2 separate regions of the Homo sapiens genome follow, and region 2 is linked to region 1. A link is an interaction called in ENCODE POLR2A ChIA-PET data of the cell type or tissue named here. Cell type or tissue: PC-9. All regions are shown on one strand.

The links. ChIA-PET counts read pairs that join two places held together with the same protein. Peaks named below come from ENCODE experiments on the same cell type or tissue, not always from the same donor. Only the 100,000 strongest peaks of a DNase experiment are listed, where the experiment ranks them.
Region 2: POLR2A ChIA-PET joins it to region 1 with 5 read pairs; 2 of 35 experiments call an interaction of 5 or more read pairs at or near these places.

Annotation. Positions count from the first base shown.
Region 1 is chr6:108,000,996-108,003,495 of GRCh38, forward strand. No RefSeq gene overlaps it. Among named protein-coding and RNA genes, the nearest start is that of SEC63, 44 kb to the left of the region's middle. RefSeq lists an enhancer at 1,913-2,422. In PC-9, no CTCF peak of the experiment used is centred here; a DNase peak (open chromatin) is centred at 1,556.
Region 2 is chr6:107,629,714-107,632,213 of GRCh38, forward strand. The region is part of intron 5 of SOBP (sine oculis binding protein homolog); the gene reads left to right. Among named protein-coding and RNA genes, the nearest start is that of SOBP, 140 kb to the left of the region's middle. In PC-9, no CTCF peak of the experiment used is centred here; no DNase peak of the experiment used is centred here.

The DNA.
Region 1 (2,500 bases):
CCATCTCAAAAAAATTAAAAAATAATTAAATAAATAAAAGAATCTGAGTGTGGACCATGGAGGAGCTAGGTATGAATGGAGCATGGGTGTAGAAAGGGAGGGGCAGGTGACCACACTGGAAAGGTGAGCCAAATTGAGTCCTAGGATGAAAAGCCCATAGGACTCATATTAAGCTGTCCTTCTTGTTGCTCAAAATCAATAAATAATATTTTAAAACTTGCAGTCACTCTCATCACTCTCGATTAATCCTTCCCCTTACATCCATTCCGATAGCAAGTTCTGTTTGCTCTACCTTCAAACAATATCCTGCAAGACCCGCCTTAATCCAGGTGATGGTCCCCTCTCCACTGAGTTGCTACAATAGCCTCTGAACAGCTCACCTCACTTCTGTCGTTACCTGCCCCTCCCCAGCAGTCAACTCAACCCAACCCAGTAGCCTGGGTGATTTTTTTTTTTTTTTGAGACAGGGTCTTGCTGGGTCTCCCAGGCTGGAGTGCAGTGGTGTGATCTTATCTCACTGCAATCTCCACCTCCTGGGTTCAAGCGATTCTTGTGCCTCAGCAGCTGGGACTACAGGTGCACACTACCAAGCCTGGCTAATTTTTGTATTTTTAGTAGAGACAGGGTTTCACCATGTTGGCCAGGCTGGATTTGAACTCCTGACTTCAGGTGATCCACCCGCCTCGGCCTCCCAAAGTGCTGGGATAACAGGCATGAGCCACTGCACCCGGCCTCGTCACCATATTTATGTCTCAGAAAGATCCCTCTCAAGGAGGCTGAGCTGAAGCAGGGGACAAGAGGTGATAAAGGCCCTGCCACAGAGAAAGGCTAGATTCCAGAGACATTTACAAACCAACAGAGATCAAAGGTGTTTTACAGACTGACTACTGAGATTAGAGTTAGTAATAAAGAGTACATTCACTTTAACCCAGCACATATTTGCTGCATATTTGCTAAGGGCAAGGGATCATGGGAAAAAGGGATAAAAGGACAGACCATGTCCCAAGCGGGGTGTTAGGTCAGGTGAGTAGGGAGCTGGAGAGAAGTTTGGTGCATGTGCTGGGAGAATGGGGGGCAGAAAACGCTCAATTTCCAACATGGGGGAAATTCAACAAGACGCCATAGGCTAGGGCGTATCTAAGTTAGGTACTGGAAGAATTTCAAAGGCAAAGACTGGAAAGAACAGTGTGTGGCAGGACAGATTTTGAATTTCAACCTCTCTACCATCTCTCGCAGAACTTTCAATGGAGTTGCTAGTGATTTGAGAAATAATTATTTCCATACCCCATAAAACAAAATAAAATTTTAAAAAGAGGACAAGGTACACAGAAAAGCAGCAAGGAAGAATTAGGATCATTCACCACCAGAATAATTTGGTCCAGAACAAGTGAACCATGTCAATAAGATTTTAAGAAAACACAGCAAAATCACTTCCTTGTTCAGATGCGTCACAAAGGGAAGAACAACAAAAATCCTCCAAGTGAATAACTCTGCTGACTCCCGGACTTTGACCTGGGAGAACAATTTTCTGCCAGGGTGATATTGTTTTATAGCAAGTTGAGATCCTTGGTAAGCAGGATTCCTACATAAAAGCTGACAGTCATACCGGCTTGAGGAACTTGCCTACATTTTTAATAAAACTGTCAGATTAAGCCATGCCTGGCTGCAGTCTATTATTAATACACATTCTTAACTGTCAATTAGTTAACTGGCTAGTAAAAGGAACCTGGCTTACAAGATTGTTGCTAATGAATATAATGCTTTGTTCTCCAGCAAAACATATGCTTAGGTTGTGTAATTAGAAGAAGGGCCCCCTCCCTCCTTCCCCATAGGGAGATCATGTGCAGCTGAATAAAGGCGCTTATTATACCTGTGAGGGGTCAAAGTCTGTGGATCTGTGGCTTATGGTATTATGACAGATTACAAAATCACTCTATTATGCTAGTCAATCTGTTTGCAAGCACCTAGTAGGGAGCTAGCTGGGCACTAGACGCTCCAAAACAAGATTCCCATTGGTTTTCTTCCTAAGGTCTCATGACGGGTCAGCTGTTGTTGACATCACCCCGCTGCTCACATGTCAGTCAGAGCCTTTCTGTCTGACTTCTGCCTCTGTCACTGCCAAGCTGTCCTCTGCGAGTCAGCCCTTGCCTCGGGCCACAACCATCTCCCAAGAACAGCTCAGATGAATTTGAAATCCACAGGCTTTTGTGCTAGTGAAAAGGAAACGGAAGCGGGACACTTAAACCCTGTATGTCTTTTGTTTCTGACTCTCCTTACCTCCTGTCCTTCCCCTCTCCCCCTCTTTTTCTCTTCGACTGTTTCCCTGGTTTCTCATCCCTCTCCTTCCCACTATGGTCATATGCCTTCTTTGAAAACATATTTATTTTATTTTATTTATTTATTTTGAGATGGAGTCTCGCTCTGTCACCCAGGCTGGAGTGCAGTGGCACGATCTCAGCCCACTGCAACCTCCGCCTCCCGGATTCAAGCAATTCCTCTG
Region 2 (2,500 bases), 370 kb before region 1:
TTTATTTCACAGGAAAGGAGTGAATCCATCAGGCCACTGAGCTTATAAGTACTACTCTGGCAGTCAGCCACCCAAATATAAATACTCTAAATGGACTAAAGGAAATGTTCATTCTGTTGTTTAGAGTTGGACCCATCCCAGGAAGGTAAATTTAATCTTTTTGAGGACTGCTGTTATAGGGTTGAATGGAATACGCATTTGTTTATCTCCTTTGTGATCTTTTTGTCTTCCTGGTGATACATTATGTATTTGTGATAGGAAGCATTTCAGCTGTCTCGCTCAATGGCATTGCATTTGCTGGTTGTTGGGTCCCCAGATTGGCATCGTTAAACAGCTTCAGCCTCTGTCCAATCTAGGACCTGTTAGTGAGAGAAGTGGAACCAAAGAGGCCAGATTCCAACAGAAACAAAGCTGGGGTGAAATTAGGGGGAAATCATTCCAGAGCTCAGTGCGTAAATCCCTGCACTTCTTAATCTTTATCTTCTAAAATATCTGAAGGAATTTTGGTACTTCTTGGCATAATGAGGAAAAAATAATTCCTCAGAAAGTTAAAAAGTGAAATAAAATGTAAAGCTGTCAGTGAAAGAAGGAAAGAATAACCCACCACACCACAATTCAGAAAACCAGAGTTTATGAGACACACATTGTGTTTTCCTGGATATGCAAATGTTGTTTTATTAAAGAGAGAGGGATATGGTATATATTTTCATCTAACTACCACATCTTAAGTAATCAGTTCAGGCTCTTATGATGAAATCTTTAATTACTAGAAGTGTGTCATTAGTTAGATGTAGAATGAATGATAGTACCGTGTTTTATTGCCTCACATGATATAGCCATTTGTGCCATAAATTCATTGACCTCATCTTAAATGATGAGTCCTGTAAGACAGACTTGATTCATTATTTCTTAAGTGACAGTTTTTCCTCTAATAATTTTTTGCTTCACCAGAAAGATTGCTTTTCTGTATTTTTAGATCAGTATTCTGAATTGAAATTTAATAAGGCAAGGACACACACACACACACACACACTCTGTCTCTCTCTCTCTCTCTCTCTCTCTCTCTCTCTCACGTTACCGAAAACAAGATAGTCATGAACTGTCACACTACTACTTGAACACTTTGGGATGCTGCTGAAAATCAAGCAGCTAACCATAGGCCTTTGCTTTAATGGGAAAGTTTGATGAAATAGGATTTTGCTTCTAACTTTGATGTCTGTAATTCTTTTTATGTCAAAATCGATGAGATATGGTGGAGAATTCTCATTTGACAATTGGGATAGATCTATGAGCATTCCTTATTCATCATTGGATTACTGAAAGTGAAGGAAGGGAAGGGAGAACATATAAATTATATTTAGATTATTATTATTTTTTACTCCATTTGAAAATATTTATTTGGCTTGAGGAAACAGGAATCCTTTGGAGGCAAATAATTCAATCTGGCAATTTAAAAACCAATTAAGGATTTCAGAAAACCCTTCTCCCTTATGGCTAAAAAATAAGATCCAAAAAAATATGCCAGAAAATGGGTATATTATTTTAATTAGCTTAATTCATTGATAATTTTTTTTAGTCAATGATTAAAGAAGCTATTTTTGATCCTTCACTTCAAGCTTGTAAATTTGCACTGCAGGCTTTCTATGGATGCCTAATATTGAAACAGAAGCAGGTGGTTTTATTTCATAGTGGAATTTAAGTGCCACATCATTATACATTAATTTTATTTAAATGATCAGGTTTATAAAACAATAACTTACATGCATCATGTTTCTAATACTTGTTTACTTAACCTTTATCTAGATGAAAAATTTGAGGGTCTGATGGATTCTGTGGGTCTCTTCTCATCAGAGGCAATTCTGCACTTTTTTGTAAACTGGGCATCTCAATTAAGATAAAAGCTTCCCTTAATTCAGGAGGAACATGAAACACTATAGCGAAACACAGGAGTATATTAGCACTGAAATTTTTTTTTACCACTTTAATAACTGCAACAGTTTTGATAGCTAAATTGAAAGAATGCCTTTCTAATCATCAAAGGTAACTCAGCAGTTTTCTCACTCTCCAAAATTTTTTGCAAGAAGTAGTTTGAACGGGCAATTTGATGAGACTAAACAAAACACGAATGTGTGCCAACATGTTGTTCAGTCTCACACTATCAAGTTTATTACCTGCAAATATCAGTGGAAAAAAAGCGAGAAGGAAAAGAGTGGATTTACACATACAGACCCACATCTGCCAAGTGCGTGTTCGCCCATGATCACATACCAGCATGCCACCACTGTTTACAATCAAGGAAAGCTGAGAGTTAAATGAGATGAGTAATCAAATGCCCAGCATATGTTGTTTTTGCATTGTTTATGTGACCAATCATTATTAAAATTTATCATCTTTTAATTATATCAGTTTATGATAGTTTTTTTAAAAAACCAACACGCACCAACAACAGAACAACAGACAGCCTCTTCAACAAAAACAGGCTCTCATTTAGAACAATATT